2 separate regions of the Homo sapiens genome follow, and region 2 is linked to region 1. Evidence: chromatin contacts called from ENCODE Hi-C or POLR2A ChIA-PET data. All regions are on one chromosome and are shown on one strand. The core of a region is the stretch at or near the end of the contact, and the rest is flanking DNA. Distances in the headings are between cores, read along the strand shown.

Evidence for each region. A loop is a pair of places that touch in the nucleus more often than their neighbours do. ChIA-PET counts read pairs that join two places held with the same protein, here RNA polymerase II (POLR2A). Pooled maps may share reads with other maps.
Region 2: a loop to region 1 is called in a map of naive thymus-derived CD4-positive, alpha-beta T cell, with 7 times the contacts of the local background. The contact joins the promoter of RAD21L1 here to the promoter of RBCK1 in region 1. A Hi-C loop is called at or near these places in 1 of 168 maps with a recorded cell type or tissue (naive thymus-derived CD4-positive, alpha-beta T cell), 2 of 37 single-sample maps with no recorded cell type and 6 of 50 pooled maps. POLR2A ChIA-PET finds 5 or more read pairs at or near these places in 2 of 52 experiments (A549 and WTC11).

What each region holds. Positions count from the first base shown.
Region 1 is chr20:405,775-410,343 of GRCh38, forward strand. It overlaps RBCK1 (RANBP2-type and C3HC4-type zinc finger containing 1), which reads left to right and starts at 2,525. Exons shown (of 12, transcript NM_031229.4): 1 at 2,525-3,005; 2 at 4,107-4,251. The coding sequence starts at 2,984. RefSeq lists silencers at 243-399, 2,223-2,492 and enhancers at 2,470-3,112, 3,063-3,112, 3,113-3,753, 3,163-3,262, 3,323-3,422 and 1 more.
Region 2 is chr20:1,223,257-1,227,825 of GRCh38, forward strand. It overlaps RAD21L1 (RAD21 cohesin complex component like 1), which reads left to right and starts at 2,788. Exons shown (of 14, transcript NM_001384355.1): 1 at 2,788-2,884. RefSeq lists a silencer at 3,000-3,049.

The DNA of each region.
Region 1 (4,569 bases), core at 1,275-3,774:
GAGCCACTGTGGCCCATCAGTAAGATCTAATTTCTATAAAATATCAAGAAGAGGAAAGTCTATAGAGACATAAAGTATATTAGTGCTGTCAGTTGGAGGATGGGAAACAGGGAATGTCTGCTAATGAGTACAGGTCTATTTTGGGGTGATAAGAATGTTCTTTCTTTCTTTTTTTTTTTTTGGTCTGAGACAGAGTCTCGCTCTATCACGCAGGCTGGAGTACAACGGTGCGATCTCAGCTCACTGCAACCTCTGCCTCCCAGGTTCAAGCCATTCTCATGCCTCAGGCTCTGCAGTAGCTAGGATTACAGATGTCCGCCACCACACCTGGCTAATTTTTGTATTTTTAGTAGAGACAGGGTTTCACCATGTTGGCCAGGCTGGTCTCGAACTCCTGACCTCAAGTGATCCGCCCACCTCGGCCTCTCAAAGTGCTGGGATTGTAGGTGTGAGCCACCATGCTCAGCCAAAAATGTCCTAAAATTTGATTGTGATGATGGGTGTACAATTCTGTAAATGTTACTAAAAACTATTGAATTGTATATTTTAGGTGGGTGGATTTTATGGCATATAAATTATATCTCAATAAAGCTGTTTATAAAAAGAACAGCAGTTAGATTGACAGGTGATGATATCTCAATAAAGCTGTTTATAAAAAGAACAGCAGTTAGATTGACAGGTGATGATATCTCAACAGCAACCATTTCCCAGCATTTTGGGAGGCCGAGGTGGGCAGATCATTTGAGCCCAGGAGTTCAAGACCAGCCTGGGCAACATGACCAAACCCTGTCTCTACAAAAATTAGCCAGCTGTGGTGGCACGTGCCCGTGGTTTGCAGCTACTCGGGAAGCTGAGCCCAGGAGTTGGAGGCTGTAGTGAGCCATGATCACGCCACTGCACTCCAGCCTGGGCAACAAGAGTGAAACTCCATCTCAAAAAAAAAAAAAAAAAAAAAAAAGGCTTCCCCAGGCCATTCAAATGTACAGCCAAAGTTAAGAAACATTGTCTAAAGGGATGTGTTTCCGGCAAAAGAAAAATTATCCCAGATGAAGGTCTGAGGTTCATTCCTTCATTCAACATATGGAGCCTCCATTATGTGTTTGGAACTGTTCTAGACACCAGGAACACAGCAGTGAGCAAAACAAACCAAAGTCCCTGCCCTCTAGGAGAGGAAAACAGACCCAGAATAACATAAATAAGTAAAACATGCTCCGTTAGACAGTAATAGATGCTGAGAAGAAAAAATGAAGCCAGGAAAGCGGATGTGAAATGCTGGATACGTGTGTCTGTGAAATTTCAGATGGAGTAACTAGGGAAGATTTTTGGGTAAAGACCAAAATAAAGGGAAGGAGGGAGCCATGCAGACGTTTGGGTTATGGCAGGTGCAAAGGCCTTAGGGCGGGAGTGTGTCTGACTTACTCCAGGACCCAGCAGGTCAATGGGACTTGAGTGGAATGAGGCAGGGGCAGGGCAGTCAGCTACGAAGACAGAGATCGGGAGGCAATTTGCGAGCCCTGGGACAGATCTCGGATTTTGCTTTAAGTGAGATGGGAGTACTTGGGTCGGGGAGTGGCATGGGTTTGATTTACATTTTAACAGGACTCTCCGGCAGCTAGGTGGAAATGGACGGTAGGGGGCAAAAAGAGAAGCAAGGAGGCCCAGGAGGAGGCTGGTTCAAGACCCCTGAGATGATGGAGCACTGATGGAGCTGGAGCGGGATGGGGCCGGAGGAGGTGAGGGATGAGATTCTGCAAGTGGAGCCCGCAGGATCTGCTGATCGATGGGACGAGGAACGGGAGAAAAATTAAAGCGGCGCATGAGGCAGACGAATGCAAACTTCACCAATAGCTCAACGAAAAGACAGACGGTGACCGCTGAGAGGCAGCGTCGGATCTGGGTAAGGGCGGGTTCCTGAGCCTGCCAGGCCTGGATTCAAACCTCGGCTGAGTGGCCTTGGACAGGTCATCAACAAACAGAGCCTTCGTTTATTCATGTGCAAACGGGGCCAAGGACCGGGCCTGCCCCGAGGTATGCCTGAGGCTTGGGTGAGCAGGCGCCGGGCTCGCAGGGCGCGCTCCTAACCCGTCCCCAGCGGCTCGACGCTGTGGATCCCGCCGCCCTCCAGCCCCGGCTCCGGCGCCGACTCCTGCTCAGGCTCCTGCTCCTGCCCCCGGCCCCGCCCCCGGCCCCGGCCCCGGCCCCCGGCCCACCCCGGCCCCGCCCCCAGCCCCCGGCCCCCCCGGCCCCGCCCCCGGCCCCGCCCCGGCCCCGCCCACCCCGCCTGCGGCCCAGCTCCTTCCCGCGGCTCTGCGATGCGGCCCGCAGGGTGACCCGGGCGGGAGTCCGGGGACCCGCGATCAGCCCCGGAGGACGGGGTGGGGTCGCCCCAAACAGGAGCGCCGGGACCGCTGGGACCCCGCACTCGGCGTCCGCCGCCGCCGGGTAGCCGGGCAGTGGAGGTCCCGGATGAGGCGACAATTTTTCCGGCCCCCCCTCCCAGTCCCGCCCCACTTCCGGGGCCGCCACTTTCACTTTCTCTTCCGCCGAAGCCGCTCCCCTTGCGAAGAACTGGGGCCTCCCGGGAGGAGAGAGGGCTTTGCCTTGAAACCCGGGACGCCAGGGGCGCTCCCGCAAGTGGGGGTCCTCCGGGACTTGGAACGCCCCGGCTGGGTGGTGTCCGGGCGTCCTTTCCCCGCTTCTTCCCACCTCGGCTGGTCCCGTTTCCTCCTGCGCCCAGTGCGGACCTGTCTCGGCGCCCGCTGCCCTCTCACCGCCCCACGCAGGATCCCGGCCTGGTCACCGGGCAGTGTGATGCTTCCCGACTGCCGCGGGGACAGCGAGGCACACACAGGGCTTGGGCCGCGCCGGAGGCCACACGGCCTGGCTGAGTTGCTCCTGGTCTCCCGCCTCTCCCAGGCGACCCGGAGGTAGCATTTCCCAGGAGGCACGGTCCCCCCCAGGGGGATGGGCACAGCCACGCCAGATGGACGAGAAGACCAAGAAAGGTGGGCACAGGCTGGAGGTGGCTGGGGAACTTCCGGTGGGAAGTGGGCCCCGCAGGACCTGGCCTTGCCCCTGGCCAGAAGGGCCTTGGAGAGGGGGCTTTAGCCTGCCCTCCCTCTACCCTCCTCCCCATCAGTTTCCTCCTTTGGTACCTGCTGGCTTCCAGAGCCATCTTGGGGCCCTGAGAACTCCTTGGGCTGGCTCTGTGCTGAGATGGGGCTAGGGGACTCGCAGAGGACACAGGGCATTGAACTTGGAGACCTCCTGGGCTGGTGGGAGACAGACGTCAGTTGACCTGAGAAGCAGGGGTACTTGCCTCTTCTCTTGTCCCCTGCACCTAGGGTTGTAGAACGGAAGTCAGTCACTGCCTTGCTGGAAACCCTCCCATGCCCCTCTGTGTTCTCCAAACAAAACCCAGAGGCCCTGGGTGGCCCACAGGATATCTGTCCTCAGTCACCCCGCCATGCTCACTCTACTGGAGCCCCACTGGCTTCCTTCGGTTCTCATCCAACCATTTTTTGGCCAAGGCCCTTACTCTTCCTTCCACCTGGACCACTCTTCCCCACTGGAGCTTGACACGTGCAGCTTCTCCTCCTTCAGGTCTTAGCTTCAGTGTTACCCCCTCCCAGAGGCCTCCCCTGGTCTCCTTAACCTGTTTATTTCCCTGCCAGCAAGGATCGCAATCTGACTTTTTTTTTTTTTCTTGTTAAACTTGTTCATTGTCTCCCCACTGGGCAGGGAGATCCATAAGGAGAGGGGCCCTGTTTATAAATCTCTGTGGGATTCCAGTTCCTGGGACAGTGGGTGGCACACAGTAGAAGCTCAATAACTGCTTGTTGGATAAATGAATAGAAATATGAGGGACCCTGGGAATGGGAAGGACAAACAACCAAATGAGCCTAGTGTGAGGAGGAGTGGGGAATATTAGAGAACCCCTCCCGGAGAAAGGGACTTTTAGTCTGGGTGCTGAAGGATACGTAGGAGTTCACCAGGAAGACAGAGAAAGCAGCACACACAAAGGATCGCCTCCTTTCCTACCCCATTACTCTCAGCTCCTGAAAATAAACCCTGTGCTAACTGGCTCCTGCTGTACTGGCTTTCAGCAGAGGAAATGGCCCTGAGCCTCACCCGAGCAGTGGCGGGCGGGGATGAACAGGTGGCAATGAAGTGTGCCATCTGGCTGGCAGAGCAACGGGTGCCCCTGAGTGTGCAACTGAAGCCTGAGGTCTCCCCAACGCAGGACATCAGGTGAGGAGTGCATGGCTGGCCTGAACCCAAGGGACAGCAGGACAGGATATTCTTGCCTGTAGAACAGTTCTTCCTAATGGCACGTTCTGGCTTCAGGAGGCCTGGCTTCTAACCCTAGTTATGTCATTAATCAACTGTGAAATACAGAGCAGGTCACTTCACCTCTCAGTGTGTCCTCATTTTAAAAATCAGACCGTAACAGTAGCTATCTCATAGGGTTGTTAGGAGGTGTACTGTATTAGGATGTTAGGCCTTATACAACAGAAGAAAACGGAACAGTGACGTAAACAAATTTGATGGCAGGGAGTCCAGATAGGG
Region 2 (4,569 bases), core at 1,538-4,037, 820 kb after region 1:
CCGGTGGATCACCTGAGGTCGGGAGTTCAAGACCAGCCTGACCAACAGGGAGAAACCCCGTCTCTATTTAAAAAAAACACACAAAATTAGGTGGGCGTCGTGGCACATGCCTGTAATCCCAGCTACTCCGGAGGCTGAGGTAGGAGAATGGCTTGAACCCAGGAGGCAGAGGTTGCTGTGAGCTGAGATTGCACCATTGCACTCCAGCCTGGGCAACAAGAGCGAAACTCCATCTCAAAAAAAAAGGAGATATACCTAATGTAAATGACAAGTTGATGGGTGCAGCACACCAACATGGCACATACATACTTACGTAACAAACCTGCACGTTGTGCACATGTACCCTAGAACTTAAAGTAAAATTAAAAAAAAAAAGAAGAAGATTCACCCTTCTTACCCTGACCCCTTGTCTTGTATGCAATAAATATCAGCAAGCCCAGCCATTCGGGGCCACTACCAGTCTCCGCATCTTGATGGTAGTGGTCGCCCGGGCCCAACTGTTTTCTCTTTATCTCTTTGTCTTGTGTCTTTATTTATTACAATCTCTCCTCTCCACACACGGGGAGAACACCCGCTAAGCCCTGTAGGGCTGGACCCTACAGCTGGTAATAGGATTTGATCTATATTTTGAGACAGAGTCTCTCTGTTGCCCAGGCTGGAGTGCAGGGGCGCAAACTTGGCTCACTGCAATCTCTGCCTCCTCGGTTCAAGCGATTTTCCTGCCTCAACCTCCCGAGTAGCTGGGATTACAGGCACCCACCACCACTCCTGGCTAATTTTTGTATTTTCAGTGGAGACGGGGTTTCGCCGTGTTGGCCAGGCTGGTCTGGAACTCCTGGCCTCAGGTGATCCGCCTGCCTTGGCCTCCCAAAGTGCTGGGATTACAGGCGTGAGCCACCACACCTGGCCATGATCTATATTTTTCAAAGACCCCTCTGGCTTCAGTGTAGAGCAGCAGTCTCCAACCTATTTGGCACCAGGGACCAGTTTTGTGGAAGACAATTATTCCACGAGCCGAGTGGGCGGGGGGTCATGAGATTCTCGTGAGGAGCGGGCAACCTAGATCCCTCGCATGTGCAGTTCCCAATAGGTTTCGCGCTCCTGTGAGAATCTAATGCGCGGCTGATGTGACAGGAGGCGAAGCTCAGGCGGTGAGGCTCCCTCGTCCACTGTTCACCTCCTGCTGTGCGGCCCTGTTCCCACCCGGGGTTGGGAACCCCTGGTGTAGAGAATGGGCTTTAGGGAGGTGAGTGACAGGAAGGAGACCGCTCAGGAGGTTGGAGCTTTTCCAGGAGAGAGGTGGCTTAGACTAGGGTGGAGTCGGTGGAGATCTTGAGAAGGGGTAGATGAAAGTCATATTTGAAGGTGGAGTGATGGGCTTGCTGATGGGCTGGCATTGAAGTAGACATGAGGGTGGCACCAAGGGTGTCTCCCAGACATCCTCTTGAATGGTTGCCGTGACATCATTTCCTGAGGTCGGAAATTGGGAGCTAAACTTCAATTTGAATTCAATTTGAATCCTGTCTCTACAATTCCCAACCACGTGACCCTAGACAGGTTGCTATTTTTTCTCCAGCCCTTTCCTTATTCAAAAGGGGAAAACCAGTAACTACTTTTGTGAGATTGTTTGAAGAGTCAATGAGACAACCCATGAAAATGCCCAGCCAGGAGCCTGAACCTTATCAATAACCTTATATTGGATGCCATTGCCGCTCCAAGATTTATTAGTATTTACTATCAAACTCAAGAGAGGAAACCAGCCTTGCATCCTGATGCTCTTGCAGGATTTTTCTCAGGTTCTAGCACTTGGCCTTGACTACTGAGAACTGTGATATTCCAGGCTGGAAAATATTTGCTGTCCCCAAAGGGCAGGTCAATGTGAATAATCTTTTTAATAATAACAATAATAATAATAGCTAATATTTGTAGAGCACTTATTATTGCTTGGCTCTTTTCATGGTTCATTTTATTTATTTCTTACAATATCCTACGGCGCGAGTACTTTTATTATTTTCACTTTACAGATGAGAAAATCTGAGGTTCAAGGGATTAAAGAATTTCTCCAGTGACCTCCAGCTATAAGTGGAAGAGAAGAGACTGGACTGCATCATAGGGATGTTCAGAGATCAGCCAGAAAGATCACCTTTCACAACAGGACTATGGGGCCCAGGCCCCATCCCTGTCATGCCCCTGCTCAGGTGTCTCAGGTCCGAGCGCCAGGACAAAGCCGGAGACTGCGCACTAGGACCGGTGCGCCTTGCTCACTGTCTGACTCTATCCCTCCTGCCCCGTCCACTGTCCCCACCAACGCCCTGCGCCCTCGTCCCTCTCAGTCCCGGTCCTCTCCACTCTAGCGCACTGCCCTACTCTGTCCGTACCCCCAGCCGCCGCCGCCGCCGCCGCGCCCAGTCCCTCGGTCGCTGGCCCGCCCTTCCCCGCCCCCTGCCCCCGGTCCCTCAGCCACTGCCCCGCCCCGCCCGTCCATACCCCTCCACGCCCCTCCCCATGTCCTGCCCGTCCCTCTCCATCCCCTGCACGCCCCGCCCCTCGCCCACTGCCCCGCCCCATCCCCTGTCAGTCCCGTCCATCGCCCACTGCCCCGCCCCGTCTCCTGCACGCCCCGCCCCGTCCCCTGCACGCCCCGCCCTCGCCCACTGCCCCGCCCCGTCCCCTGCACGCCCCGCCCCTCGCCCACTGCTCCGCCCCGTCCCCTGCACGCCCCGCCCTCGCCCACTGCCCCGCCTTCTCCACGCCCCGCCCCTCCCCGCCCCGCGCCTGCCGCGCATTGCAGACGCCCAGCGGCGCCAAGAACCCGGCCAAGCTGACTTGGCGACTCCTCGCAGCCCCTGCTCTGGCACGCCACACCTCAGACGAGGCTTTGAAAGTAGGGCGCAGCCTGAGAGGCCGGCCGGACCCCGAGTGCTGTAGGCGGGCTGGGAGATGGGGGCCGCCGCCACCCACATTCCCACACGCACCCGGCGCCGGCGCCTCACGCCGTGTTAGCTCGCGGCGCCAAGCCCGGAGGGTCCCGCCTGAGGAAGAAAGGTCGTCGCCCGCAGCCCAGCTGGGGCTGGAGGCGCGACCCGGGGTCTCCTCGCCCGCACGCGGAAGAAAATGGGCGCTGTGGCCTCAGTTTCCCTCTGTGAGCACCCGGCCCGGAACTCTGAGGAGTCGTCTGTGGAGGAGCCTTTGGCGTCCCCCTGCCCCTGAGCGTGGCCGTCAGCTCTTCCCAGCCCCTGCACTTTGCTTTCCCCTCCCTCACGCCCGGAAGGGTCTCGCCCTGCCCGGCTCAGCCCTCTCTCCCCACGCCCCTCTCCCAGGGTCCCCGCCCGGTCCCCTTCCGACCCCTTCCTCCCTCCCTTCGCTCCCTCCCCGCCACCGCCGCCACCCTGCCCTTTGCGGGCCGGTTTCCACGGAGTGGCCCCATCCCGGTGGCTTCACGTTGCACGAAGTCAGTTCAATCTGGAGACTGAAAAAGCCTCCGGGACGTGGGGCGGGAGGGTGCGGGGGGAGTTTGTGTGCGTATTTTGTGGGGAGGGGAAAAAGGTTAGGTAATATGTGCTCGGGAAAATCAATGTCTCAGGAATAGCAAATCTCAGGGTTTGGGTTTTTTCTTTGTTTGTTTTCTCTTTTAAGAAGTCCATCACTTAAAAAGTACATTTGATTTTTTTGAGACGGAGTCGCCCTCTGTCGCCCAGGCTGGAGTGCAGTAGGGCGATCGCGGCTCATTGCAGCCTCCGTCTCCCGGGTTCGAGCGATTCTCCTGCCTCAGCCTCCCAAGTAGCTGGGATTACAGACGCCCGCCACCGTGCCTGGCTACTTTTTGTACTTTTAGTAGAGACGGGGTTTCACCATGTTGGCCAGGCTGGTCTCCAGTTCCTGGCATCAAAGTGATCCGCCCGCCTCAGCCTCCCACAGTGCTGGGATTACAGGCGTGAGCCACTGCGCCAGGCCAAAAAGTACATTTTAAAAGTACCTCACACCACTGGGAGCCATTTAAAAAGATAAATAGGAATTTATTCCGAGAGAGCGAAACACACAGACTAAAAAGGAAAGTAGTGGAACCAGCGCAAGGTACAAGCCATATGCATTAAAATCTCCAGCTGCCCCGTAGGGGAACATGGTTTGGCGGATTGCGTCACCTTTAGTTGGGGCATAATGATTGAATTCTTGCGGTACAAATAGACACTGATGGAAGTTTACCTAAGTTTTTAATTCTTTCGCCGACTTTGTGTTCGTCTTGGCTCAGTTTTCTCTTTTATCAGTATCTTAAGTAGAAAAGAAGCAAAAAGAAGCTTCCATAGTGGCAGTGTAAGATTACTTATATGTAAGCAATAATTTGATTCTTCCCTAGAAGTCAACCAAAGTGCTATAACATCCCTTCTCATCTTTAGCTTAGTGATAGAGCCCTATGGTGTTACCAAGAATAGTACAGTTTGTAAAAATGTGCATTAATTCCTTCTCTTTGTTTTAAGTGAAGGTTTTCTTTTATCGTTCTTATTTCAAAACATTTAAATTTGATTCGTGTTTCTTCCCTTGCCTTCTAATTATTTTCTTATAGTTTCTTGT